2 separate regions of the Homo sapiens genome follow, and region 1 is linked to region 2. A link is an interaction called in ENCODE POLR2A ChIA-PET data of the cell type or tissue named here. Cell type or tissue: A673. All regions are shown on one strand. Each heading gives the region's core, and the rest is flanking DNA. Links, peaks and the distances in the headings are about the cores only. Region 1 has its middle 51 kb from the start of ZNF536-AS1. Region 2 overlaps ZNF536 (zinc finger protein 536).

Region 1 (15,556 bases), core at 7,040-12,039, 100 kb before region 2:
GGCTTCCCAAATGCAACACCGAGGTGGCCGGGGTGGGGGCCGTGCGGGGAGCAGGCTGCCGCTGGCCGGGATCCCTATCTGGCGCGGTCACCATCACCGCACATCCGCCCAGCATCCCCTTCCCTTCTGCACGAGTAATTAAGAAACACCTGTGTTTCTCCATCAGACTGCACGTTGGGGGAGAGCTTCCTTGCGTCGTGCAGGGGCCCACGGTGCTCCTGAGCCCATTGGGGCAGCGGACGGCCTCCTTCCTGAGCCTCCAAGTGGGGGTAGCGGGGGAAAAGGCCTCCCAGGCTCCAGCACCACTAAACCTGCCTTAAAAATGGCTGAAGCCCCCACCGAACTTTGCAACCAGAATGAGCTCCTCGAGGTGCCGTCTTGCCAGCACTCTGGCCGATGCCAGCTTTCTCACAAACGAACAGCTTGTATCCCCATGAAAATCAATGGATGGAACAAATTGTATTAAATTATGTAAAATGATACTAAAGAGCACATTCTACCAGTGAAAAGAAAAAAAAAATAACCCCCAGAAAATCTTATTTTAATAAATCTGGCAAAAATATAGAAGATAATTAGGAAGGGGAAAAAATTGCTAAATTTTTATGACACTTAAAGACGCATCCCCTGGCCATCGGCAGAGACGTGGGATTTATCCCCTCATAGGTCAGACACGCATAATTCTTGTGTGTGTCTGACACCTGTGAGTTATTTATCATCCCCGTGCTCTGGCCGGAGCCGTCTCCTGCCCGGCTCCTTGCCATAGAGACAGACTCAGCCGGTAGCAGAATCAAGCAGGCATTTTTTGGAACCAAATGCCCTGCCCTTTTACATGGATGTTTTTTTCTTGGTAAATAACTGTGATTAGCATTGAACTTACAATATAACCTCTTGCCCACATGTGTGGAAAAAAATCATTTTAAAATATTTTAGCCACTGCCACCGTTTCAATTCTATAGGGCAGCTACCATTTTTTTTTAATCAAGGATGTCCTGAGACATGGGAATGAATAGGTCAAGAGGCCTTTCTCAGCCCCCATGCATTCAGCCCTCAGCTCCAACCCCCAAAGGGCATGTCATTCACCAACACAGAGTCCATGGCATGCCTACATGGCATAAAGGAGCCAGAACATGGAAGCAGGTGTATCCAGGTTACTGTTTCTGTCCAGAAACGGTTTGAACTGACTTGGGCTGGGGAGCTCCCTGAATGAGGGATCCTGGAGATTAGATAATTTTGCCTCTTGTTTTCATAACCTCTCAACATTATGACCTTGAGTGAATTTTTAAACCTATCTGACACTGCTTCTTCACCTGCAAGGTGGATGCAGTAATGCCAACCTTGCCCGCTTCTTAACAGGACTAAAATAATTCAAATAATATCAACCTTCTGGTATAATTCCTAACACGGAGAAATAATTTCATAAATGGTAGTTCCTAATATTGTTAGTTTATATTAATAATTATCATTTCTCATTTTAGGACATATAATGAGGCCAACACAAGTTAACTAGCTTTCCTCCTAGATTAGAATGGTGTTCTCACTGGGAAAATCCAAATAGGTGATTTTTGAGATCCAATGCTTCTTGGGCCTCTGTTGGTCAAGTGATCATGACTCCCTGATTGGGGGGTGAGGTCAGAGTGGGGCCCAGTGAGTCATACCCTTTATTGTGTGAGGGGCAGAGCTCAGCTGTGCTTGGTTACCTATGCTCACCTGTGGGCCCACCCTCAGCTCTGGCCTCATTGTGAGAGAAGCTGGCTCCTTGAGCCTGGCTGCATTCCTGGTATATTAGTCCATTTTCATACTGCTATAAAGATACTGCCCAAGACCTGGTGATTTATAAACAAAGGAGGTTTAATTGACTCACAGTTCTGCATGGCTGGGGAGGCCCTCAGGAAACTTACAATCATGGCAGAAGAGGAAGCAAACATGTCCTTTTTCACAAGGCAGCAGGAGAGAGAAGAGTGAGGAAAGGAGGAACTTGCCAAACACTTATAAAACCCTCAGATCTCATGAAAACTCACTCACTATCACTAGAACAGCATGGGAGAAACTGCCTCCATGATCCAATCACCTCTCACTGGGTCCCTCCTTTGACATGTAGAGATTATAGGAATTACAACTCAAGATGAGATTTGGGTGGGGGATACAAAGCCAAACCATATCACCTGGTATTCCAAGGACACACCCTGATGGCTGAGCCCAAATCAGCCCTGCTCCCTAACAAACCCAAGCTTCTGTAGATCCTCAACACCAAGACTCCAGACATATTTAAAACTGAACAAGCCTGAAATAATAATGCACTTTACAATAGAGATCAGGCTTTTTATTGTTTTCCTTCCAAAGATGGCCCATTATATAGGTGATGGTAGCTCAGAATCAAGAATACATGGCATGATCATAAAAGTGTTACTACCTAGGAAGCCATCACTGCATGTGTTAAGGGCTTTCCCAACACTGTTAGATCATTCTGGGCTCGGGCTCAGATTCCCAGGGGAGCTAGCAGTTGATGAGGTAAGGGCAGCACCCTGAGGCTCAAGGCAGGCTCTAGATTCCAGAAACAGGCACAGGTCCTCACAGTGGGAATGGAGACAGATGCTAAAAGCTTTCATAGATGACCCTGTGTGGGAAACCTGGTGGGTCTGGAAAGACAGGAGGGAACAGGAGGGGTCAACTTGGAGGGCCAAGCAACCAGGGGTCACATGGGCATACGGCTGAGCCTGGACCCATCCACCTGACTACTATGCTATTATAGGGCTCCCAAGGCATACCCACACCCCAGAGTGCCACACACCCCACAATACGCCAGACAAGTCCTGGACCTCTTTGAGTCATTTATGAAGGAGAGGCAGAGAAGTCACACAAAGCAGTCATGACCACACAGCCAGAATCACTCCGAAGCCCATTTCCAATAAAGGACACCACTTCTCTAACCCATGAAACATGGGACTCTGTAGAGTCAGTCTGTTCATTCATTTAGTCATTCACTCATTCATTTATACAAAATGCACTGAGGCCCCTCCAGTACCAGACACTATTCAGAGTGCTACGGGATCCACTATCAAACAAAACAGATAACACCCCAACATTTGCAGCTCTGTAACATGCAAACAGTAATAAAAGGCCTGGAGACAAACTAAGCAGAAAGAGGCAGAGGGAATTCTAGGATGGGGCTGGTCCAAATCTTAAATAGGAGGACTCAGGGAGGCCTCACTGAGAGGCTACAGTGGAACAAAGACCCAGAAAAGGTGAGGGATCAAACCAACCTTGCAATTATGCATGGAGAAGTCATTGTAGCAGCAGAGGCTGTAGCCCATGCAAAGGCCCTGGGAGGCTGCTGGGCCTGAGCACAACAAGGAGGCCAGTGTGGCCAGACCAGACTGAGCAAGGCAGAGAGCCAAGAGATAGCAAGACTCAAAGCCAGGGCATAGTGGCAAGCCAGATTGCATGGGGATTGCTGGCCACTGCCTTGGCTCTAGAGGCATTGGGAGCCCCCAAGAATCTGAGCATAGCAGTGACAAGGTCTAATGCAACATTTAAGAGAATCACTCAGACCACTGTGCTGAAAATAGTACCCAGGGAAGAAGCCAGGAGACCAGCTAGGATTCTGTTTGATAACGAAATAAGGGCTGTTCCTGGTCTAGGCCCATCTCATGGCAGGGTGGATAAGGAGATGGCAAAGGCTATTCTTTCTATCTGTATTTTGAAGGTGCAGTCTGCAGATTTGCTGTTGGAATGGATATGGGGTAGGAGACAAAAAGAAGGGTCAAGAATGACACCAATTGTTCCACTGGTGTTCCAGTCTGGGTGATGCAGCAAGATCCCATCTCAAAAAAACAAAAAAACAAAAAAACAAAAAAAAAAACACAAGATTTTTAGCTGGAAAAAACCAGAAGGACAGAGAGCTGCTGTTAACAGAGATAAAAGAAAAAAAAAAACTCTAGGAGGAGTGGGTTCTGGGTCCAAGATGGGGCAGGGGCTTCCTAGGTTGTCTGCCTTGGAGGATACAGGAGGTCAGGGAAGTGAGGTATTTGGGGTTCCAACATCGCAGGCAGCCGGTGAGGTGGCCTGCAGGTGGTGAGTCTGTCAGGGCCAGCAGCCTGCTTTTCCTCCCCAAAGCACCACCCCAAACATCTGACCTCCCCGTCTCCCTGGTGACTCCCAAAGCTGGGCCTTCAACCTACAGCTGCGTAGCGGGGAACCAGGGAGCTGAGGGTAAAACAACATATATAAAAAGCATCCCCAGATAGTCTGAAAATACAGAGGTGTAAAGCACAGCATCCCAAATAAGCCTCCTGCTAGAGGGACTATTTTTAAAAAGACTTTTAAGAGGTGTGAAAGTGACGCTGTCTATTATGCGACTCCAGCAAGGCACCAAATCTTAGGTTTTCGAACAACACATCCAGAACGGCCACTTCTGACCCACCGGTGGGCATGAGGCCCTGCCATGGCCCCAAGCCAAACATGCCCCTGGGGGGACATGATGGCACTTGGTGCATTAGGCTGTCCCCCAAAAACCAAAGGAAAATTGAACTCCCCTAAACACTGCTGGTTCATAGACTCTGAATGACACTTGAACTTTGCTGATGTCTCTGAGATTTTGCTTTTGCTAAACACCATTTAAATCTACATTATTAACCTCCTTCTTTGGGGCAATATCAGCTGCTGCCATATTTAGAGCTTTTATGTACAGCAAATTGCCCAAAACACCCAAATAAATAACAGGGAACCCATTCTTCCCATCTGCCTAAGGGTCAGTTGAAAGCCAATGGAAATAACTAACTCTCTCTCTTGCATCAGCAGGAGAAATGGACGTTTCAAGCCGGGAAGTTGATGGTGAGCTAGTTTTGATTACTAAAGGTTTCCATTTAAGTGCAGAAGCCAGAAACTTATTTTTAATCTTCTGTTTTGAGGAGTGCGGATATGAATTGAAGGGCACTGCACGCTGTCTGGGGGACCATTTCAAACTGTTTTCGTTTAAAATACAAATTAATCAAGGAAAGAAGCCTGAAGAGGAGAGGGTTTGAAAGAGAGAGAAAGACCTAGAAGCACAGGTGGTTTCAGATGACGCTGTGAGGTTCCCGGCCTCTAAGCAGCTGCAGAGCTGAATCCCAGTGGGCTATGTCCTGATGCTGGCCCCAGGGCCCCACGGCATCCACCCAGCCTGTGGGACACCGGCTCCCACCCGGCTGCTCCTCACCCAGCTTATGTCTGTTGTAACTTTACATGTTCTCAGGTTTAAAACAAAAACATAGTTACTTTATCACACTGAATTATGGCTGGCAGTTTTAAAGATATTGTTTTTAGGTCTGGCGCTTGGAGGCCACCCTGCATAGCTTTCAAAGAAAATGGAGCTCTCTTGGGCTCAGATTTCATCTAATATGGACTGTTTGATGAGTCTGGAGAGAAAAAAAGGATGCTTGATTTCAGCCTCTGAGTCCCCCCACTGAGAAGAGCTGGGCTTTGTACACCCAGCTTGCAGCATGGAGAGGCCACACCCCCTTTCTAAAACTCTGGAATGAAAATTCTGGCACGATATGTGAGAAGGAAGGTCAGTTACTTCCAGAAAGACCTTCGAAGCATCTGTAATGATCTATGAGAGACACCTCTGCTGCTCTTAAAAGGGGAAAAAAAGTCTAATAATACCTAACTGCTTCATTCCTGGTGAAAATTTTGTTTTTTAATCTAGTATCTCAAAACTACTAAACATAGCCACCTGCCCCTTCCCTGCCAAGCAAGTATGTTAGATGCTGTTCTTCAAATCTGACTAAAAATACTTCCTAAAGACAAACGTGATATTCTAAATGTCACCGCAGAAGACTATCAGAGCAGTTATTTTCTATTTATCACAAATATTGTCTGATGCTCTGTATCTAAAGAATACTCTTGATTAGAAGCCCCTTCCTTTTGTTCAGCACTTCTAAAAATATAAAGACTATTATAAAAAATAAAATGGAATCCTAGTACAGGTGACACAAATCTTTTCCATCAGACTTTTCAATTTTTTTTTTTTTGCCAGAATTGGGGTAGCACATTATTATGAGGATTCAAAAAGAATAATTAAAGTTCTGCATGGACACAGATCTGCCGGAGGGAGGACCTTTTATGTTGTTTTGCATTTCGTGTGTCATTCAAAAGGTTTGCAACTGGGAAATGATGTTGAACTAAAATAAGACAGGAACACGTTGACTGAAATTATACCCTGTCCAATGAGTTGACACCCCTTTAGACAGCTCACCCCGATGTCTCCAGAGCCACCACTGCAACACATGGGGATGACATTTAGACTCTGCACAGTGGCCCAGGAGAGAGGCCGTCTCAGAGGAGGGAGGGTGCCCACAGACCCCTGGATGGCAGGAGGAAAAGCCAGGAATCACCGGAACCTGCAGGACTTCCATTCCCCATCTGGGTGAATGTCACCACCAGGCAGTTCCACTGTCCCTTCCAGGACCCAGCTTGCTTTATTTGATCTTGACCCAAAGAAGGTTAGTTTTTTTGTCATTGTTTTGTATTTGTGTGTGTGTGTGTGTGTGTGTGTTTTAAAAATGTTTGAGTGAACGTTTAGCAGTAATGATGTTTCACATGAAGACCCAGAACCTTTATTTTAAAAACAGGTTGCTGTGGCAACACCGGCCCAGCTTTCCCTTATGGCAGCACCACAGGAAGAGAGCAGAGGCTGCCCCTTGAGGCCAGGCATTTGCTCTCCAGTTTTCCACAGTCCCCACCACTCCCTATTGTACCTTAAGAGTCTGGCTGAGTGTCAGCCAGCATGTATTCTTGCACTAAACGTGTTCTTGTTATTATGGTAAAGGAACCCTTTTGTGTACCTAAATTATCACTACAAAAAAAAAAAAAAGCATAGAGGAAGAAAAAAAGAAAAGGGAGATGGTGGGGCAGCATGCTTTAAGTAAGATACAACAAAATACTCTTGCTCGTGAAAGCAGAATAGCCCAATAAACAGATATGTATGTAAATATCAAGTCCACATCACTCTTTCATGTCACTTGCCTGGCACCTATTGGCTTCCGTTCATTCAAAAAATATTTACTGAACACCTTCTATGGGCAAAGCACTGATCTAGGTACTAATTAGCAAAGCAAACAAAAATTTCTGTCCCCCACAGAGCTTGCTTTCCTGCAAGGAAGAGCAGGGAATTAATAAATATAGACAGACATGAGAAATAAGTGGATCACATGTGTGTGAAAAATACTACAGGGAAAAGCAGAATGGAATGTGGAATACTGGGGGTGTGCATGTGAGTCGGTGAGCTCTGGGCTTTGCTATTCCTGCCTTTGTGGCCCCTGCAGGATCTCCTGTCCTGAAAAAGTCTCCTCTTTCTACTTCATCCCTCATTGCTCTCTCCCTTCTCTGGGGACAACACTGGCTGAAGGCCACACACTGTGGTTCTAATGAAGAACATATATTGAGCTGCTTTGAGGACCTTGGTCTGCTGCTTGGCACCATGGAGGAGACAGAATTCCTGACCTCACAGAGCTGAATCTCATTTTGGATCCAGACATGTACCTAAGTTACTCTCAAATTAGGTAGCAAATGCTAAGCATCACAAAAGAGGCAAGAAAAAATTAGTATCTGAAGTTCATAGGAGAAGGCATTGCCCATCAAACCAATCAAACAAAATAAAGTTTTAAAAACATCCAAAACTAAAATGGATGACAGAAAAAAAAAGATAAGCAAGACAAACAGAATTCAACATGCACATAACTAGTGCACCCGAAAAAAAAGAGTATTTGAAAAGTCACACAAAAAATGGGGGGTTAGGGATGAGAAATTACGTGGTGGGTACAATGTACATTATTTCAGCAATGATTACACTAAAAACTCAAACTTCACCACTACATAGCATATTCATGTAATAAAACTGCACTTGTAAATGTATACATCCTTAAACTTATACAAATACAAAAAGAATTTATACAAAACTGCACTTTTAAACTTGTACCAAAAAAGTAACAAAACCCCAAAGATGTAATAAAAGAAAACTATCCTCAAATAAAGGAATGCAGACTTTGGGTTGAAAAACAGAGTCTTAGAAAATCCTGGAGCATTTTAGATTTCAAGGAAAAAAAAAGAATCCTATGGATTCCATATTAAAACAAGGAACAAATAAAATAAACAAAAAGTAATAAATCAACAAAAAGATTTGAGAGTATTATGAAAATATACAAAGGTAACTATTAGAATATTTAAAATGCAACAACTTTTCTATACTATTAATGGAGAAATACAAGTACATACACAATAAAACAAAGAAAGCTCAGATAACATAAGACAAAAACAAAAGAAAGACAAAAGAAAGATTTAATGTAAAATCACAGAACTAGAACCAAATACATTTTTTGCATCAATAAGTATAAGTAAGCCAATCTTATCTATTAATAAAAATATGCTTTTCTTTGGATGTATGTATAGTGAAACGGATATATCCATTTCATTGGATGATGAAAGGAAAACAAAATATTATGCTGTCTATTTAACTCATCTAAGGTAAAGTGAATCAGAAAGATTAGAATTGTAATGATTGGCAAAGACAGAACACAAACACATACTAAGAAAAAAGGAAAGATTTTGATAATTTTATCAGTTAAGTTTAAATTTAAGGCAGGTGTTTAACTAGACTAAGAGACACTTCATAACAATCAATTGAACAAGACCCAATTACCTAAGTGGGGCATTATACACTAAAGAAATTCACAAAGAACAATATGAAGCAAAACAAAAACAAATACAAAAAGTAAGAAATTAAAAAGCAGAAATCACCAAAACAAAATAGTGAGACTTTAACTCATCGCTAATCAAGTACTTAAAAACTAGGAAGCATATGAAGAAATAAACAGCACAATGTATACAGTAAAGCCAATAGAGATGCACAAAATTCCATTCGCTTAAAATAGAAAACAAACACTCTTTTTGTTGTCCGTGGAATAAAACGCAATAGACCACATTTTGCTCACATGGAATTCTAGTACAGAACCATGCTTAAGACAGATAGGCCAACAGTCTCTGTGTAGGATGTATATGGATTTAGATATTAATTCTTAAAATAGAAGACAAAACAAAACAAAAAACATTTAAAAACTTTTTAAAGATAGAAATTACTCAGGATAAAGTGGAAATGAAAGGGAAATTGCAGAATCTCTGGTTAAAAAAATTGTGTGGCATAGGGGTTAAAGATATAACAGGAGGGAGAATATAATCCTTAAAATGTAAGCTATTCAGGCCAGGTGTGGTGGCTCATGCCTGTAATCCCAGCACTTTGGGAGGCCACAGTGGGCAGATCACGAGGTCAGGAGATCGAGACCATCCTGACTAACACAGTGAAACCCAGTCTCTACTAAAAATACAAAAAATTAGCCAGGCGTGGTGGCAGGCGCCTGTCGTCCCAGTTACTTGGGAGGCTGAGGCAGGAGAATGGTGTGAACCCGGCAGGTGGAGCTTGCAGTGAGCCGAGATTGCACCACTGCACTCCAGCCTGGGTGACAGAGTCAGACTCCATCTCATAAAAAAAAAAAAAAAAAAAAAAAAAAAAAAAAAGTAAGCTATTCAGATATGGTGGACTCTGGGGACTGTGGGGAAAGGGTGGGAGGGGAGTGAGGGATGAAAGACAACACATTGGGTTTAGTGTACACTGCTTGGGACATGGGTGCACCAAAATCTCACAAATCACCACTAAAGAACTTACCCATGTAACCAAATACCACCTGTTCCCCAAAAACCCATGGAAATAAAAAAAAAATAAAAATAAAAAAGGAGGCTATTCAATAAGAAAGCAAGAAAATAGGTGAAATGAACATTCAGTTCACAATATAGAAAACGAGGAACCAAGTATCTTCAATTTGTGAAGCCCAAATTCACGAAATCAGAAACAGTAACATGGATACAACTATAAACACTAAATAATATATATAAAATAACACAATATTTAATTTTGTGCAAGTAGCTTTAAATAGATTAAGTTAATGCCTTTTTGTGAAAAGGGTAGTTACCGAAATTGACCACAGAGGAGAGAGAAAAAATTTAAACAGGGCAAGGACCATGAAAAAAATAATTGAAAGAGTTCTCAGGGAGCTGCCTCAAAAATGCACCAGGCCCTGGTGTTTTCACAGGTTAATTTTATCAGTCTTTCTCAAGACAGATGACACCCATGCTATTTTAACTCTCTAAGAGCTAAAAGAGAGAAGAAAAATTTCCAAATTCTTTTTTTGAAGGTGATATAATATGGTTATCAAACCTGACGAAAATATTAAAAATCAATCAATCATGCTTTGTAACAGCAATGCAAATAACAAATTCTAAATAACATTTTTAAGGAGATTGCAGCAGTAGTACATTAAAAAGAATAACAGGCCTTGATCAAATAGGGTTATTTCCTTAAATAAAAAGAGGTTTTAATATAAGGCAATCTATTAATATGATTCACTATTTTAATATTATGTCAGAGAAAAATATTTGATCATCTCCACAAATTCCATAAGAGGCATTTATAAATTTAAACACAAATCCCTGATTAAAACAAATAAACAATCAACCAAATAGTCATAGAAGGATATTTCTGTAACATGCATACAACCAGATGCTCGATGCTGAAATGCTGAAATCATGCACGCTGAAGTCAGGGACAGGATGTCCACTTCCACCACTCTTACTGCGCATTTCTCTCAAATATATTAGTCATTGCAATGGAAAAGGAGCAAGAAGCATGAATTCTAAAATTGTTTAAAAAAAGAGCAGGTTATGATTATTTGCAAAAAGATATGACTCCATACCAGAATACTTATGAGAACCTGCTGAAAAAAGATGTTAAAAACAATAGGAAAATTTAACAAGGTGGCTGGTTATAAAATGAATATACAAGAATCAGTGGTTTAAGTTAACCCAGACAATAACCAATTAGAAAAACATGATCGAGAAAAAGATTTGATTTACAATGGGATACAATGAGAGAGACAGACAGAGAGATAGAGAGGCAGAGAGAGAGGGACAGAGAGGAGAAAAGAGAGAGAAGAGAATATACCCAGAAATAAACCTCAATATGAATTTAGGGGCTAAATAAGGAACAATTATTTAGAATGACTGGGCAACATAAATAGGAAGCCCTATTTTGCTCTTAGACGTAAGACTCCAAGTCATAACAATATTAATTCTTCCTATAAATCTATAAACTTAATGTAGCTTTTTACCTTCTCCTCCCCCTGCCACCCCCGAAAAATTCTACGGAGCATTTTCTGGGGAATATAATTTTAAAATAAGATTAAATATCACATAAAATAAATACAAAACTAGATAGTAAAATTCTGAAAAAAAAAAGAATAAGCCTGACCAGATACTACACTGAATTGCAAAATCATTGATATGGTTTGAAACAGGTGCAGAAAAAGCAGACATGTCAATTGAGTAAAATAGAGCATACTGAACTAGGGTAAACTCACATGAGAATTTAATAAATAATAAAGGTGGCTTTTAAATGAGTGGGATAAAGAAGAATTATTTAATAAATGGTGTTTGGTTCAATTGGCTAGCCATTGGGTTGGAGAAAGGACACAAAGAATAAAACTGGAACCCTAATTCACTTTTTACATCAAAATAAAAGGAAGATGGTTAAGGATCTAAAAGCAAAAATTGAGGCCGGGCGCGGTGGCTCACGCCTGTAATCCCAGCACTTTGGGAGGCCGAGACGGGCGGATCACGAGGTCAGGAGATCGAGACCATCCTGGCTAACACGGTGAAACCCCGTCTCTACTAAAAATACAAAAATTAGCCGGGCATGGTGGCGCGCACCTGTAGTCCCAGCTACACGGGAGGCTGAGGCAGGAGAATGGCGTGAACCCGGGAGGCGGAGCTTGCAGTGAGTCGAGATCGCGCCACTGCACTCCAGCCTGGGCGACAGAGCGAAACTCCGCCTCAAAAAAAAAAAAAAAAAAAAAATTGAAAAGGGGGAGAATAAAAGAAAACATGGGGTTAATATAAAATCAAGGAGCAAGCACGTCATAGATGCCATAACGTGACTGATAAATCTAAGCATAAAAATCCTAAAACCTCACTATGATAAAAAAATAAACAAAATCAAAAGGCATATGGCAAACCGGGAAAAATATTTACAACATAAATGACAGAAATGGGCTAATTTCCTTAATATATAATAAGCTCTTGCAAATTGGTGAGAAAGATACAAATCATTCAATAGGAAAAAAATGGGCAAATGAGATGAAAAGTCAATTCACAGAGAAAGAAATAGAAATGATTTTTAAACATATGGAAAGATGTTCAATGTCACTCATAATTAAAGATATGCAAATAAAAACAATCAGAAACCTATCAGATGGGCAAAGGTTTCCATCTTTGGGAAGTCCTGCTTCTTGGAATTTGTTCTACAGAAACCTACTTTCTCTCTCTCTCTCTCTCCCCCGCCCCCGCCCAGTCCCCACTGCCCTTCCTTTAAAGGTGGCCAGTTATGAAAGAGAGAATATATATATATATAGTTATGTATAATCAAATTGTTCATCAACAGGGTAATGGTTAAGTAAATTATAGTAGATCTCTAAAAAGAGTAGAACTCTACAAAGGAACTAGGAAATCTCCACAATTATTATTAATTTTGCCATTAAAAGCAATGGCAAAAACCGCAATTATTTTTGCAACAACCTAATAACAAAAATATGGAAGAGGTGGAAAAATATGCACAATATACAGATGAAAAACCAACAGGGCCACGTGCAGTGGCTCACGTCTGTAATCCCAGCACTTTGGGAGGCCAAGGCGGGCAGATTACTGGAGGTCAGGAGTTCGAGACTAGCCTGGCCAATATGGCAAAACCCCGTCTCTACTAAAAATACAAAAATTAGCTGGGCATGGTGGCACGCACCTGTAGTCCCAGCTACTCGGGAGGCTGAGACAGAAGAATCGCTTTAACGCAGGAGGCGGAGGTTGCAGTGAGCCAAGATCGTACCACTGCGCTCCAGCCCGGACAACAGAGTGATACACTGTCTCAGAAAAATAAATAAATAAATAAAAGAACCAAACAAAGTCTAGAACTGCAAATATGATGTGTTTCAATCTGTGCTTAAAAATTAATGCATATATTTGTATTAAAATGTATTAAAATATACTCATTATCTATGGTCGCTCAATTTGGTTAGGCTGAGTTTGGAGTAAGAGAAAGACTCAATTCTTCTTATACAAGTGTACCTTTTGGTACAGTTTTAGTTATGTGCTTGTGTAAAAACAAAACAAAACAAAAAACACTTCCTGAGTGCTTAAAAATGATGGAGGCATACCAAATTTGAAGAAGATGCTCCCAATTGCCAAATCTGAGACAATTTGAGCAACAAAATATTGACAGTCATGGATTTATAACCCATCAAATAAAATAAATATCAGTGCATCTACACTGATTTTTCAAAATGAATAACCAATAGGAGAGAAAGAACAGCTTTTCTTTACAGAAGAATTTGAATTTAAGACATGTAGGATTGAGGGAAATAGAAAAATCACAGTTGGACTATCATCATAATAATTGTTACAGGCAAGATCGCCCAACGGATATAAACGTTAGTGAGCAGAAGTATGAAAAGAAAAAGGACCCGTGTTGTCTCAGAGTATCTGCCCACACGATGCTTTTTCATCATAAAGGGAAAAATAAACATAAAAAAATTGACAGCTGAGAAACCTGGAGGACACTATCTTAACCGAGTGACCCAAAGTTAACATCACCAGTAAGGAAAGATCACCTCAAGTTCCTCCTGACCGGATGCACTGAGGACGTGACATCAGTCCCATGGCATCTTTGGTACAATTGATAGCTTCAATCTAATCATAAGAAAATAGCAGGCAAATATCCAAACTGAGCGTTTTTCTCCAAAGTAACTGACTGTTACTCTTCAAAAATGTCAAGGTCATGAAAGACAGAGACGAAGAAACCGCCCCACGTTGGAGGAGGCTAAGGAGCTATGACAATTAAATTCAACATGAAGTCCTGGATTGGACCCTGGCCCAGAGAAAGGACATTAGTGGGCCACTGGTGAAATTTTAACAAGGTCTATAGATTAATTCGTAATACTGCATCAAAGTTAATTTCCCAGTTTTGATCATTGAACTAAGGGAAGGTAAGACGTTAGCATTTAGGGAACCTAGGCAAAGGGGATGAGGTAACTCCTCATACTATCTTTTTAAACTCTTTTAGAAAATCTGATATTTTGAAATAAAAAGTTGAAAAGGTACATTTTAAAAAATGTTCCTGGAAGTCCCACTGGGAGAAATCATAAAAGATACAAGGTAGTTAACAGATCTACAAGTCATTACATCAAAATGGAAAATCCCAACGACATGGATCTTTTCCCTGGGACTGGTTCAGCCTCATTTTAAGATGGGAAGCCGTGTTTTCCTCTCTCCATGGTATCTCCATATCCAGAGACCTCAGTGAGAATCAAGTGGGCACCCCGTTTCCTCTGGTTGGTAAAGAGGTGATGGTCCCGCAAAGTCAGGCAAGTCACTTGGGGATAGAAATGTTGGGTATGGAGTCCCAAGAGTGCTTGAGAGCTTGCCTGAAATCTAATTACTTATATCCAAGAGTCTCAACACCCTACTGGATTTGGGGGGACAGGGGAGATCCTACCACCATCTCCTCTCCACTTAATTGATCTTGGATAGCGAATCACCCATTCACAATTTCCCATTTCTAAATCTGTAAAATGTAGAGCATAAAACTCAATAAAAGAGTGAAACGATGTTTCTTTCGGGAGCACCAAATCCTTAAGCTGGGCTGCTCATTTCATAATCTCAAATCCCTTTAGAAAGATACAGAAATCACAGAGGACACAAGACCCATCCTCACTTCAGTGTGCAAACCCAGGAAGCTGCCATGAGAATTCCAAAATGCCCACGACCAAACAGCAAAAGATCCGTGCACAGGAGCCTTGACTCCTAACTCCCAGGGCTGCCACTGATCCACGCTTAAGAGATGAAAATTATTTTGAAAACCAAGTCCAAAGGGCACAGGCATATATTTGCAGCAGATATTGACACGAGTGTTCCATGGACCTAGCCAATCAGAAAGTAATTTTATAAACACTGTTATTAAACAGAAGGGCAATTACTTTAAGTACTGGAAAAATGTCAGGGTCATACATGAATTTTGTGGGTATCACATTTTGTTTGACACTCAGTGGATCAATGACTCCAAGGAAATTTATGCAGAAATAGTACGCGCCATGTCACCAACCCTAAAGCTAAACCTTCCCTACCCAGATTGCCCAAATTTAGAGAGAGGAATGACTTCTGGTTTACCCAGTTTACTACATATTCAGAAATGCAGTCAAAGCTCTTTATACATAAAAGTATGGAAGTAATTAAGGATTATGTGGTAAGTGAACAAATATGGTTCATATGACTGCATATTAGGAAGAACACCTTTTATTTCTGTCTTTATCAATGGAACAGAGCAGGGGGTTTTAATGCAATATAATAAGGAGTATAAGAGGGGTCCAAGGGCAGCTTTTCTGGGATGCCTGTTTGCAAACTGAGTGGCTTTGAGGTCCCCCACTTCAGG
Region 2 (15,556 bases), core at 4,589-9,588:
CCCCAGGCCCACCACCTGCATCTTGCCTGGTTAATCCCACTCATGTTTGAGGGTTCAGCTCCAATGTCATTTGCTCTCATCTTCCAGACTAAGTCAGGTCTGCCCAATCATCCCAGAATTTAACCTTCAGGACATTTCTCAGAGTTTGCACTGAGCGTATATGTGTGATTAATATCTGTCTCTGCCACCAAACTGCCACCTCTTTGAAGGCTGGGATGGGGTCTGTTTTTCTCACTCTTGTGTCCCTTAGAGCCTCCTGGCACAGTGTGTTCAATAAATACTGGTGACCAGCCGAATGAATGAATGAATGAATGAATGGTGTTGGGGAGGGCTGGCCACCCTTCCATGATCATGCAATCTAAGAAGTCTGCCTTTTCCTTTTAAGTACATAACTAGCCACCTCTGACCTGCCCTTCCAGGGTGTGGGGCCTGGCAGTGGGTCCAGGTGGCCTGTGTCTGTGAGTGGACAGGCTGCCACAGGCTCTCTCCAGGAAGGAAAGCTGGACGTGGGGAATCTGGTGTCTGGTATCCCAGGGCTCCATTCCCTTGTGGTCCATCAGTCCAGCCCCCTCCTCTTGCAGCTGCAGACTGCAGCTCCTCCAGGCTCTCCTTGAGAGAGTGCAGGGCTCCCACTGCCAGAGCACAACCCCGTGGAGGGCAAGGAGAAGTCAGCTTGGTCTTCCCAGCCTCACCTGCCCCAAGGTGCTGTGCAAAGCTTCCAGTCCCTCCTGCCACAGGGCCCTTCCCTGTCCACACCTGCCCCAGCCAGGGCTCGACATCCACACAGAAATTCAATCCTATTTTGCAGCAAGGCTGGTGGCTCTTGGGAGCCCCACCCCAGAGCTGGGCTGGGGGAGGCAGGTGGCTTGATTTGGGCCAACAGAACCTTGGGACGCGATAGGCTGCGCAGGTGTTGGCCTTGAACCGTTGCTGGTGGAGACTGCAGAGTCCAGGCCCTGGGGCAGCACCTCAGGCCGTTCGTTCTGCCTGGGTACTTCTGCTGAGTCTCTGGGCCTGAGGAGAAAGTCCGCCCAGATGTATGTTCTTGGGGGCATCCCGCCACACGGATGCTCTGCACGCACCACCAGAACAAGGAAGCAAACTTGGCTTTCCCATCTGCGTGCTGCTCCCGGGATGTTTCTTTCCCTCAGCCTGCAATCCAGGCTCTCCCATAGCTCCCCCATCCCTGCACCCCCATCCCTCTGCCCTGGTTCACTCCTTTTTGGGCATCACCCAACACTGACTGCTAAGGCTCACTTCCATGGCAAACCTGTGGTCTGTCTGGTTTACGGTGGCACCCCCAACCTTTAGCTAGGTGCCCAGCACATAGTAGGCACTTACTGAATAAAAGGCAACATCACATTGCTCGATTCGATACCAGTGACTTTTTCTTTCATATGGAAAATCATTTTCTCCATTCCCTCAGATGTCCTTCTGCACTAATATTCAAAGCGGTGCTGCGTACACACGCACATCATCCTGGGATGCTAATTTCTATCCTATAATTGAGAGAGACAACTAAATGTTGCAAGGTTATTCAAAACTCCTGCCCCTTATCCTCTGACTTCTCCTTCGGGGAAAATTGCACAGGAATACATTTCCTCATCTATGTGTTAGAGCACGGTTATAATCCACTATCATGATTGCAATTTTGGGAATCAAAACGGAGATCCAACACAGCAGTGTGATCTACATTTTAGCCACATATATTATAATAAATTAAGTCAAAGAAGGAGTTTTGCATTAACTCTCGCTGTATTCCTTTAATACCCTGTAAGAACACTGAAGCTACCCTTCGTAAGTGCTTGGCCCTTCCTGCCAGCTGCCCAGGGCTGCCAGGTTGCTGCTGCCCCTTCGCCTGCAACAGGAGGTGACAGGGCCAGCTGCGAGGTGATGGCTGGACCGTGCTTGGAGCATTGACTGGATCAGGCTTCTGCACCCTGGGTTCAAAGCCACAGAGAGGCTGATCTGGTCACTGGCATGCAGAAGTTTCTGGAAAGAAGGAGACAGTTCAAGCAGCAGGCTAATGGGAGGGTGCTAGACTGACCTCTGTAGATAACTCTGCGGACCTGGCAAAGGAGGGGGTAGGTACACGCTGTGCCCACCACGTTAATGACCTCGCCCAAGTCCTTTCCTATTTCGGGGCTTCTGTTTGCACCCCCAAATCATGGAATGGGGGCAGAGGACTCTAATTGAGATGCAAAGGTTTAATCACACAGGGTTTTCATGTGTTAAATTTGTTTTTTTGTTTGTATGTATGTATGTATTTATTATTTTTTTGAGACAGGATCTTGCTCTGTTGCCCAGGCTGGAATGCAGTGGTGTGATCATGGCTCACTGCAGCCTCGACCTCCTGGGCTCCAACAATCCTCCCGTGTCAGCCTCCCAAGTAGCTGGGGCGTATGCACCGCCACACCCAGCTAATTTTGTAAATTTTTTGTAGAGACAGGATTTCACTATGTCACGCAGGCTATAAGTTTGTTTTTAACATATACAAATTTGGGACATTTCACTCACACATGGTCAGCATTTCCAGCTTCTCCTGAGAAACTGTGTTATCTCCCAATGCTGAGCCCATGGGCCCAAAGAGCAAGGGTTGATGGGCTGGGCAGTGGATGCGTCCTCCCCACCGGGCCCCTTCCCCACCCTCACTACCTGGCTGGCCCCCACCCTGCAGGCATCTCTCTGAATTTGCCATCTCAGCCGAGATGATCCTGGGAGCCCTTTCCACCTCTAAAAACGGCCTTAATAATCTCAGTTAGGCAAATAAGGCAGAAGCCTCCAGACTAATTCTCGTAATTATGATGGGTCTGTTATTTCAAAGCCAGTGATGATTGTGGGGTCAGGTACTCAGAGGAAGAGGGAGAGAAACAGACTTTCAAGTGATAGCAAATACCCTTTGATTCTTCGCTATGATACCAAATTGCATCCAGAAATGCTGAAACGTGTGCTCAGAACCTGAGTCAGATTTCAAAAAGGCCCCAGGAGGAAGGGCAGTGATCAGAGGGAAAGATGGATCAACCAGAGAACCAGGCGATGTAAAGATCACGTCCCAGGACTCGGTGGCTGGGCCTGAGCCAAGGGGACAGTGACACATTTCTTCACTGCTGCACTGGCCTTGGGATCTGTCACCACACCTGGCCTTCCCCTATCTTCTCCAAGTTTAGAAGGCCCGACCTTCTCCTCCCTGCCTTTCAAGCGTTTCTCATCACCACTTCACGAAGCCTCGCCACGAAGCCTCGCACTTCCACTGCCGCCACGAAGCCTCGCCTGGCCTCCCGGCACACTCCGTCTCTAAACCTTTTCTGAACATTTCTATACAATGACATGCTGCTTTGGAATGCTCACTAATTTTTCTCATGTGTTTTGATTCCAGCCTACTTACCAAGAGTACCCCGTGGGTTTGCCTGTCTCGTAATCATCAACAGAGCCGAGCGAAGGGCTGGCCCACAGAGTCACTCAATGAACACATGTGGGTTGACCTTTCCGTGGTGAAAGGCGCCATTATCATCTCCTCCAGGGCTTTCTTCATAGGGCTTCTTCAAGGAGAAAGAAAGATCTGACCAAGTGACAGAAAACACTTTAGACTTTCTGGCCTCATTGTCTCACTTAAGTTTATGTCCCTAGTGTTGGCTTGAACGTTGTCCTTTTCCTGTTGCCCCTGAGTTCATTCATTCAGCCAGCAAATATTCATGGAGAGCCTGCCCTGCACAGGTTCAGTGCCGTGGAGACACACACCAGGCCGGCTGGTCCGTGCAGGGAGAAGCTGCCCAGGAGGACGGAGGACGGCAAAGGAGGCACCTGGGTCCTTCCTGGCTGATGTTTGCATCTTGTGGTGAGGTACCTAGTTCTCTCTATGGTCCTCATTCATCTTAGAGCAATTAGACCACAGCAAACATGTCCACCCAATTTTCCCTTCTGCCCTTGTCTCTCTGTGGATAAATCTCTGGGCCTATGTAGGATTCTCAACTGAGCACTGGGCATTCTTTTTTCTTTTCTTTCTTTATTGCTTTTTTTTCTTTTTTTTTTTTTTTTGAGATGGAGTCTCACTCTGTCACCCAGGCTGGAGTGCAGTGGCATGAACTCGGCTCACTACAACCTCCGCCTCCTGGGTTCAAACGATTCTCCTGCCTCAGCCCCACGAGTAGCTGGGAATACAGGCACCTCCCACCACGCCCTGCTAATTTTTGCATTTTTTAGTAGAGATAGGGTTTCACCATGTTGGCCAGGCTGGTCTCGAACTCCTGACCTCGGGTGATCTGTGCACCTTGGCCTCCCAAAGTTCTGGGATTATAGATTATAGGGGTGAGCCACCACGCCTGGCCTAGAGCAATGGGCATTCTTATTTTACTTCTGGGAGATTCCATTAAGAAGAGGAAGGCCAGGAACAATTTTGTATCTGCTTCTATATTGTCCACTGTGGATTTCTGGCTAAGGTATAAGACCGAGAAAGCCCCTGTGTTTTACCAATGGCTTCCTGAGGTGCCTTCCTGCTGCTGTGATCATAGAGCGCTGTCTGAGATCCTACTCTGTCCTAACAGCACGGGACACTTCCCATGAGGATGATTCAGGTTTTTATCCTGAAGGCGCTTCACATGCACCAGGGAGAGCAAAATAAATATACTAAAAGTAATGGTGATAATAATAATAAAATCTGAACTCTTATCATAAACGATAACTACTTCAATAGCAGTTAACATTAATCGAGCACATTCTATGTGCTTTCAAAGCATTGTCTAAATCCATCCTCACAACAGCCCTTTGGGGCAGAAGTTGTTGTTATATTTTGGGTTATTTTTTGAGACAGGGTCTCACTCTGGTGCCCAGGCTGGAGTGCAGTGGTACGATCATAACTCACTCTAACCTTGAACTCCTGGGCTCAAGTGATCCTCCCATCTCAGGCTCCCAAGTAGCAGGGACTACAGGTGTGAGTCACCACACCCAACTAATTTTTAGTTTTTTCTGGTGTTTTTTGTAGAGATGGGGTCTTGCCATGTTGCCCGTGCTGGTCTCAAACGCCTGGGCTCATCAAATGATCCTCCCATCTCGGCCTCCCAAAGTGCTGGGATTACAGGTGTGAGCCACCACGCTGGGCCACAGAGTTTTATTATCTCCAATGTACAGATGAGAAAACTGAGGCTTACAGAGGTTGAATTACAAATCCAGGCTCACACAGCTAGTAAGGACAGAGCAGACTGGAGTCAAGGTCACTGGATTCCTGATACTGAGCTCTGCAAGCTACCCAGAGCCGGAGTCAACAATGAGGGGTCCTCACGTTGCAAGTACAATATGGAGATGAAGGGATGAGAAGAGTTTCTGGATGTGGAGGCCAAGACAGGTGCTTTGTGCATGCAGCATGGAAGCACAGCCTGGAGGGGCAGGTATGGTGGGGTAGGGGTGGTGCCCTCTGGAATCAAGCAGAAGAAGCTGGTCTTGATGCCCCAAGAAAAGCCACCAGAAGAGCTGCATAAAGTCCTGGAAAAGAGAGGTAAGGTCCTCCTGCAGGTTGGGACACTGGGTCTTCCCGTCTACTGGTCACTCTTCTACTTGGTCATCTTTCTTTGCTCCAACACAGTCACACCATTTCTCATCTCCCTGTGAGTCTCTTTGACCCCCCTGCAGGACCCAGGGGTTCTGGCTTCCAGACACCACCATTGTAAAATAATTACCAGAAAACCAATCAGAAAGAGAGCATGCGAAACCCAGCATGCCACCCCTGCCACATCAACGAGATTAAGGGGAGGCTCAGGGTGAAAACAGACTTTTTGATTTTTTTGAGGGTGGGAGTAAATTGAATAACCTCTCCCTAACCACCCAGTTGGATGTGGACAAACTGCTTCAATTGAATAATCTATGGAGGCTAGTAGAAGGGGTGTGTCTGAGGTCTGTGCTCCTCTCCTTAGGGGAATCACTTTGAAAACATACGCCATTTGGCACAATCTGCTCAGCTTCAAAAGCAAAGCAAAGCCTGCCACGGGTCAAGGACCACTCTGAGGCAGGTAGAAACAGGACCTGGCTCGCCAGGTCTCACTGAGCTGGTGCATTGCTCCCCCACACAGAAAGCCAATGGGCTCTCGTGTGTCCCACACAGCACCCAACGTGCCCCTCACCAGTCAGTGCACACAGATGCTGATAAACTGCTCAGCCCTGAGTTTGAGGGTCTCAGAATCCTTCAAAATCCCCCCATCTGCAGGGGAGAAAGAAACAGCTTGGTGGAGAATGTTCTAGCATTCACACATCCCAAGCACCTGGTCTTCCACCAATCTTCCCACCAGGACCTTGCTCCACCTCCAAAACAAGTTGGTTGTGACCACCGGGAGCTGTGTTTCTGGAGTCCCACATTTGGGGTAAATCCTCCATCCACCCTTCAACTCTAGTCTAGAGTGGAGGACCTGGTAGACACACCTCCCTGTCTGTCCCTGTTGTAGCCTGGTTCATTTCTTCTGATATTAGATGCCTTGTTTTCCTCTCTTCATCATAGACCAGATTCTTGTGTTACAAGACATTTAATAAATGTTATTTTTAACTTGGAACTATTACAGACTGCTGATTGAATGACACCAATGTCACAGGAGTCACCGGGGTTGGGGGCACAGAGAAGATCAACATAATTCATGCACTTAATCCAATATGTCCATCCCAAATACAAATCCCACCAGAAAAAGGTGCCTGCTGTCCTGCAGGGTCGTTGCACCTGGGATGTAGGACTCCTAAGCGCAACTCCAAGAACCTAGGCGCTGATTTCACTTGCAAATGGCTCTTATATTTTATTTTCTTGCGCACACAAGATGTAGGAAGGAAACAGCAAACCCTCATCTAGCCACACCCTGCTTCCATTAATTGCTAGAGAGCAGCAGCTTGCTGGTAATGGCGCCCTTTCAATAATACTTTCCAGCTAAATTGTTTTGTGGTTTTGATTCTATGATATAAAAAAAATGCTTTCCATTATTCTAATGTGTCACGTGTCTTGTGAACTGGTGACCTAAGTGTGTGTACATATAAAGAAAATATGAAAGAAAAGAAAAAAAAATAAAATATGATGACATCATTTCAAAGGCATAAGCTTTTAAAAATGCACCCAGAGGGGATTTATTTCCTTACTCCAGAGCAACATAACACCATCCGGCTGATGCGCTGTTCTCTTTTTTATTTGGAATAGTGCCATCTTTGTGAACGCCTGGTTCATGCAAGTTAATCAATTTGAGGTTTAGTTACACTGCTGAGGCTTGCATTCTATAGATTGCTAGAAAGTAATTCGAACTTGCAGAATTTATTAACCAAACACCAATTATCATTAAACAGCACTGCATTATCCAGCTTTACTACCTGACAAGAACTACTTAATGAAATTTTAGATTAAAGTTATTCAGTGGTTGATTTATTGTACAAAACTCTAATGTAGCCAATGTACAGATGCTGGGAGCAGCACTTTTTTTTTTTTTCAAAATGGTTTACTCAAGGGACCTCTAACCCACACTCGTATCACAGCAACGAATGTGACCCAAAGAAAATATTTGATTTTTTTTAAATATAATGCATTATGCTTGGACAGGGGTCTGTTTTGACCTGCATGGCAAAAACTGTTTACTGCACAATGTTTGCAAGATGAAACAGCCACAAAATGTGTTACATATAAGGCTTCAGAGTAAACAGGAGCACCAGATGTTCTTTGATGTTAATAATGGCATTTATTATTAATATTAATTAGACTGCATTCAGCAATACATTTGGGCCATTTCCAAGTCAATTAAGGAAAACGACATTCGGGAGATGTTCTGAACGACATTTTAAGGCAGGTGTTCCGCAGTCCCCTAATAAAACAATTTTGCAGGCATTGGAAAAACAACCATTTTAAATTCTGTGTTTTGCAGTATATTTTATGGTTCTAATTCTCTGAATTTTAAAAATGTGATCAACAATTTCTCCAGTCACCAGTAAGAGGATCCTGAAGCTCAGAAACTTTTCATCATTTTAAGTTTAAAATAAAAGTCTGTATATCCATAAAAGCTTTGCCATATGCTTTGCAGACAAAAGTTTGCACGTAGATGATACATCGAATTATACTTAATGTAAATGTATGGATTATCCTCCAAGGACCCTTTATGGACTCTGCCTCATTTCTAATTTCCTTTATAAATCTATGTTATGAAAATTAGGGAGGGGAAGGATAAATAGCACCAGAAACCCTCTAAAAGCTTTGTTTAATTCTTCGTGATTGTCTCAACTAGACACAAGTTAACTTGTCATTAACGTGCATACGGTCTCCTTGCATTTTACCCCACCCATGTAAGCTCTGAGCCACCCCAAGCATCCGACTTAAATAATAATGTGACAACTGCAAGGTCCTATCTGCTAAATTAATTATATTTAAAATTTTACATGTGTATGTTAATTTGTAACACTTTAATGTCTGCTGTGGGGGTGAGTTACGTGTCTGTTTACCACCAAGCAGTACAACAAATTTCAGCTCATACCCGAAAATGCTTTCAAACCCTGCCATGGCCGCAGACACAATGAAGGCTGAGACAACTGCTTGAATTCGTTCCATTCCTTCCCCTCTTTTACTAGCACCCCAGACAGACCCACAAACTAGATATTCTTAGTGGAAAACATAAACTGTAAACATATCAAAATATACTGTTAGTCTCTGCCTCATCAGGAATTCATGAACCTGAAGGCTTTTTTATGGTTTGTGTATAAATTAAAATTTCACGTCATAGCTGCATTAGCTTTTAATGTAAACAAAATATATTGGGGGTCTGTGACATTCTATCAGACAAGGGAAGGAGTCAGGAGCCCCAAGCTGCGAGAGATGAACCAGAGAAAAGAGTTCTTGAGCAGGAGCTGAGAGCTGGGCAAGGTGTCTGGTGGGGGAAGGAAGGAAAAAGCCTCGCCAAGCCACATCACCTTCCGGATGCTCTGCCAGGAGCAGCCCATCTTACCCACGGCTCCCCTCCATTCAGGCTCTGAAAACTGAAGATGCTTGAAACGATCTCAAGTGGTGATGGTCATCCTTGTACTCCACCCACACTTCAGAGTGTTATTTCCTTTGTTCTCCAGCCAGGGCTCAGCCTCTGAGGAGGCCAAATGGGAGATATGATATCCATCCCCACTCTACGCCTGACCCGGGCAACAGACTCATGGCAGCAGACACAGGTCCTGCCAAGGATGCAAAGCTACAATGCTGATCAGCATCTCAGGTCGGGGACAAGAAGATGTCACTCTTCTGATGTGACGGCATTCAAAGAGGGAAGGCAGGACATGTCTCCCAGTCCAAGGCGATGAGGATAACTACAGTGGGAACATATCCTTCTCCTTGGAGAGAGGTGAGGATGCATCTGGGCTGAGAGCCACCTACTTCTAGCTTTCCAGGAAGCTCTGATGTCTGCTTCCTTGCAACCATAGAGGAGAGGTCAATGGCCAACACTCTACATCGAGGAGCACTGACCCATCATGAAGGAGGGAAGCAGCGATCCCCGCGTCTCTGTAGAATGCCTCTGCGGGCAACTCATTGCCACCTGCCTTCCTCCCTAAAGCTATCACTGCCCAATCTGCCACAATAAAGAGAAAACAGGGCAAGTTGAAGCCTCCCAAAGAGGGGCTGTGCAAACTCCTCCCAAAGACAGGAGCACAGACTGTCAGAGGCTGGCTAGGTGGTTGCTGGAACGCCAGGTCTGAAAGTGCCAGCCCCATCACCTGGGTACCTGTCTGCCTTGTGCTGGATGCCTAATACCCCTCTCTGGCACATTAACAATCTGCGTATTCATTTATCAGCAGTACATTTTGAATTGTATATTTATGGCACAGTGCACTTTTCATAGCTGAAAATTAATGAACATGCCTTTCTCATAACAAACAAGCACCTGGCTGCATAGTTAGTAATCGGAAACAGATTTATTTTTATTAGTGTATATGTGGGCAAAATTTCTATCTTTAAAAAAAAAGCTATGCTGAAGTTTCGGTGATATGAATGCAGGCTGCCCCCGGACACTTCCATTTTATAAACTTCCACTTCTAATTTCCCCCCACAATATTTTCATGTCAGATGCAGTGATAATGCCTTTCAACAGAATGAAATCATTTGTTTGTGAGGCCCACTCATCTTGATAAAACAAGATCTCGGCTCCTGCCATGCACTACCCACCACAGGAACATGGAATTTCACCAGCTATAAAACGAAGAAAGAAATTCACGATTCAACAGTTTCCACCAACTTCTGCTTCTTCCCCTGATGAAGTAGTTAATAGCCATTGTACTTCGGATCAGATATGTAGGGTGAACAAGTCTAGAAGTCAAATGTGCAACATGAGAACTGTAGGTAAGAAAAGTGTACTGATTGTGGGATTCATGCTAAATGAATTTTAGATTTTAGATTTTAGCTGCTCTTGCCACAAAAAAAGGATAACTATTTGAGATGATGGATATAATAATTTGCTTCACTACAGTAACCTTTTTACTATCTATATATGTCCCATAATGTCATGTTGTGTGCCTTAAATATACACAGTAAAATTATATATAAATATATGTTACTATATATAAATTATGCACAAATAATATATATTATATAGCTATATATTATACATAAATTATACAGATATTATATATAAATTATATACTATGCATACATTATATATTATAATATGTTATACATATAATTATGTATGTATAAGATATAATATATATCATATATGTATGTGTAATACATATGTAATTATAATCATATCTTATACATACGTAGTTATATATGTATGTATAATATATGTTACATATTGTATATTATACATAATATATACATTACATATTATATATATTATACATATTGTATACATTATATAACTCGATTTGCAAGTTTTGTCCCTCTGGCCTTCTTGGTTCAGTTACTTTTGGAAAAAATCTCAATCCCACCATTTAAAATCACAGTTGAGGCCAGGCATGGTGGCTCATGCCTGTAATCCCAGCATTTTGGGAAGTCAAGGCAGGATGATCACTCAAGCCCGGGAGCCCCAGACCAGCATGGGCAACACAATGAGACCCCATCTCAACAAGAAATTTTTTAAAAATTAGTCACCTGTGTTGCCTGGCACACAACTGTGCTCCCAGATACTTGGGAGGTTAAGGTGGGAGGATTGCTTGAGCCCAGGAGGTCAAGGCTGCAGTGAGCCATGATCATGCCACTGTACTCCAGCCTGGGTGACAGAGCAAGACCCTGACGCAAAAAAAAAAAAAAAAAAAAAAAAAGAAAGAAAGAAAGAAAAGAGAAAAGAACCACGGTGCCCACACCCACAAATGTAGTCACTAAGGAAGGGCACCATGGTTGTTTAATTTCCTGGTTGGTGTGGTGAGGTAGGGCAGATAGGACTTGAATTTTGAAGGTACCCTCACTGCTGTCAGTGAACGCATTTTCTAGGGCACCTAGGTGCTCTGTTGTAGGCCTCTTAGAAATTAAACCAGGGCTCCCTGCTCCACCTGGCCCCCCTCTGCTGCCTTCCAGCCTTCTCTGTGGGCCGCAAAGACTCACAGTCTCATGGCCCGGATCATTAAATCAAACCTGCCTCACATCTGTCATTCACCATGTGGCAGCTCAGTTTCCTTTTCAGCAGAATGGGGTCCTTTTCTGACCTGGTCCCAGTCATACCCCAGGCAGTGGGACTGAAGAATGAAGGAGAGTGACCAGAAGAAAGGTCCTCCCCATCCTCTACAGCCATAGCCCTTGTTTCCCTTCCAGAATGTCTTCCAAAGCCACTCAGGCAGGGGTCTGCAATGGCAGCCCAAGGGTGTCCCCATGCCTAGATGGTGGCTTTCTACCTCTCATAGCCCTTTTTCCCATAAGCCCCTGCAAGCCTGGGGTCATAATTCAGCTTCCATGGGCAATCGGTGAATGGTAAAAGGCTCTAGTGGTTGGTGAGGCAGGGGGAGCCGACAGCCCCATCCCCTTTGCTGAGCAATTCCCTTTCCAGACTGCTGGGGCACAGTGCCACAGGCCCTGTTCCATGGAAAACGAGTTCTGGGAGAGGCCTCACTCATTCTTCCATTTAATGAACATATATTTACCATTCATCACTCCTAAGTTAAACAGGCAAGGATCCTGCCCTCACAGATCTTGAAGTCTCGTGGGGAAGAAAGCCATTAATCAAATAATTACTCAGATAACTAAATGTGATAATACCTGAGAAAGAAAAAAGCATGGGCAATTCTGGGTTCATCACGTATGCGCATGAAACACTTGAACAACCTGCCTGATTGTCTCTTATTTGTGCCTACTGGGTTAAAATAGTCATAATATTTTGGCTTTAGATACTTATATTTGGTATAATTTTAGCTTCCTCCAACTTAAGGTGTCTTGATTGTTTCTCCTTTGACTTGCCTTATCTTCTAGTAATCTCTTAACCTTCTTTTATAATGTTTCATTTCCCTTTTTAAATACCTTTTAGATATGTTTTTGGAACCCTTTTTCTCTATTCTTTACACCTTAAAACTAGAACACTGTCAAGTTTTAATCTTTTTCAAACTCTAAGTTTCTGTCTCTCCCTATTTTAAGTTGCTTTTTTGTTTGCTTTTAAAAAGGTTTATTGTATTTCATTGTCTTACTATCCCTAACAGTTTATTTTAAAGTGCATTCTTTTTAATCTTATTTTTCTCAACTTTCTCTACATAAACTTCTAGCTCAAGTTTCCCAGTTTTTTGTTTTTTGTTTTTTGGTTTTTTTTTGAGATGGAGTCTCGCTCTGTCACCCAGGCTGGAGTGCAGTGGTGGGATCTCGGCTCACTGCAACCTCTGCCATCCGGGTTCAGGCCTCAGCCTCCCAAGTAACTGGGATTACAGGCATGCATCACCACAACCAGAGAATTTTTGTATTTTTAGTAGAGACGGGGTTTTGCCATATTGGCCAGGCTGGTCTCAAACTCCTGACATCAGGTGATCCACCCGCCTCCACCTCCTGAAGTGCTGGGATTATAGGCGTGAGCCACCACGCCCAGCCAGGTCTGTATTTTTGACATGCAAAATATTCACTAACAGGGTATTAAGTGGCAAAAGCAGATCACAAGACCAATTTGTATACTACGATCCCCCTTTTTGTGAAAATGAAAAGATATTTAGATAAGTAGTTTTTTCATAGAAAAGCCTGAAGGGATATAAAGCAAAATGTTAAGAATGATTATCTCAGGGCAAAAGAGTTAAGACTGATATTTTCCTTCCTTACATGGATCTTTGGCTTATACCCTTCTGCAATGATCACACATTAGTTTTATAATCAGGTTAAACCAAGCCCAAACAAGGAAGCTATTTTTGTTGTGGGGAAAGGGATCAAAATAAAACCTAGTTGTGGATTACTCGAGGCCCAATCAGCTCGGCAGACCGTCCTTGGAAAGAAAGGTTTCTCCTCTGCAGGATGGTTTATGGGTCCAGCGCACATGCACCCCACACCCCCACAACCTGCCCGCTTTGTGCAAGATCTGCCAATGTCCACAGTGTGGGGGCATTCCCAGGCAGGTCTTTCCCCAGGGCAGAACCTCCCCTCGCCTCAGCACAAAGGGGGCCCTAGAAGTCTCTGTTAAGGGACCTAAAAGAAATATGAAACTGGGGAACAGCATCATTCAAACAGCGCAGCTGAGTGGAGATGGGCTTGTTACTACCACACCAAGAAGGACTTCTTGCCTGTGGCTTCTCCTAGTCAACTAGCTTAGATTTTGTTGTTTGTTTGTTTCTTCAAGAATCATTGTCAAAGGAGATGAACATCCTCTGAAAGAAACTAGAGGGGCAACTTTAGGGACATAGAGAAAAGTCATCAACCACCCAATCTCATCAGGAGGGGAAGGGCAATGCCCTCCAGAGCTTTTATGCCAGGTTTCCTGTCTGCTTATGAAACAAACAAGGAAAATACATCATGAAATATAAATAGGAATATTTATATTCCATAATTCCATATTCATTTTCCATAAATGAAATCATACTCTACCTGCTGCTGTAAATAGGAATATTTGTATTTCATTATATAAATAATATTTATATTATTTATAAAGATAAAGTAACAAAATTAAAGAAAATTTTCTAAAAAAAATCAACAGATGAAGAGATTAAAAATTGGGAATCTTGGCTGAGCATGGTGGCTCACACCTGTACTCCCAGCACTTTGGGAGGTTGAGGAGGGCAGATCACCTCAGGTCAAGGGTTTGAGACCAGCCTGACCAACGTGGCAAAACCCCATCTCTACTAAAAATACAAAAATTAGCCGGGTGCGTTGGCGCATGTCTGTAATCCCAGCTAGTCGGGAGGCTGAGGCAGGAGAATCACTTGAACCAGGGAGGCAGAGGTTGCAGTGAGCCGAGATCATGCCACTGCACTCCAGCATGAGTGACAAAGTAAGACTCTATGTCAAAAACATACAGACTTATGCTATCGTTTTCAAAAACTACAGACTTCCACAGTAAAGGAGTCATAGTTTCCTCAACAGATTCTTTTCTGAAGTACATTTAAATTGTTTCCAAATGTTTTCTTTATAAACTGAGTCTCAGTGAATATCCTTGGTCAAACATCTTTGGCTATCTAATATACATTAGATATATTATATATAGATTAATAATATAGATTATTGATGATACATCTTATTATATAAGGTATGAGATAATATAACTATATAAGATATTTCATATCTTAATATATCTTATACCATATATATAGTATACATTCATATATCATTATAATATATATTTATTATCATAAAATATATATTATAATAATATTCATTAAAATTTATAACATATATTTATAGAATATTTATTAGTATATAATATGTAATGTATTATATATTAATAAATATATTAAATATTAACATATCTCATAATAATATAATATATAGAGAGAATAATTTCATAAAAAGGGAATTGCTGAAACAATGGGCAGACACTTATTTGGGGGGCTTTTGACATGTTTCCCAAATTACTCTTCAACTTTGTATAAATATAAACAGCTACTGGGCGGACTAAGAGTGTCTGGTTTCTCCCAACCTTATATACAATACTCATTGTTATCAATCTCATAAGTTGTTGGGTTGGAGGAGCAAATCAATCTATCAGTAAACCAAAACAACTTTTGAATTTTTTCTTTGATTACTAGTCAGGTTAAAATATTTTCATCTGCATATGGGCCATTTGTTTTTCTTTCTCTGGAAACTGTGTGTTCTTATTTTGCGGATCATATAACATCCTCATCGGAAATGGCGCCCCAGGTCACAGCTTCTTTAGGTCTCAGGCTTCCTTGCTGTAAAATGGGGAGAGTAGGCATGCAAACCCCATGAGGGCAGCAGCCTGAATCCGAGGAGCCCAGAACATACCTGACAAGAAGCAGATGCTCAGTGGGTGGGTACTCATGGGAGGAAGAATGGAAAGAAGGGAGACAGGGCAGGAGAGTGAGAGGGCCAGAGAGAGGGTGGGAGGGAGGAAGGGTGGGAGAGAGGAAGAGTTGGAGAGAGGGAAGGAGGAAGGGTGGGAGAGAGGGAAGGAGGAAGGGTGGGAGGATGAGTGGGTCAGAGGGGGGCAGGAGGAGGGAGGAAGGG

What was found. ChIA-PET counts read pairs that join two places held together with the same protein. Peaks named below come from ENCODE experiments on the same cell type or tissue, not always from the same donor. Only the 100,000 strongest peaks of a DNase experiment are listed, where the experiment ranks them.
Region 1: POLR2A ChIA-PET joins it to region 2 with 5 read pairs; 2 of 35 experiments call an interaction of 5 or more read pairs at or near these places.

The regions. Positions count from the first base shown.
Region 1 is chr19:30,611,324-30,626,879 of GRCh38, reverse strand. It overlaps a transcript of ZNF536 not described here. Among named protein-coding and RNA genes, the nearest start is that of ZNF536-AS1, 51 kb to the left of the region's middle. In A673, for the core only: no CTCF peak of the experiment used is centred there; no DNase peak of the experiment used is centred there.
Region 2 is chr19:30,504,506-30,520,061 of GRCh38, reverse strand. The region is part of intron 2 of ZNF536 (zinc finger protein 536); the gene reads right to left. Among named protein-coding and RNA genes, the nearest start is that of ZNF536, 140 kb to the right of the region's middle. RefSeq lists an enhancer at 6,707-8,028. In A673, for the core only: no CTCF peak of the experiment used is centred there; a DNase peak (open chromatin) is centred at 7,131.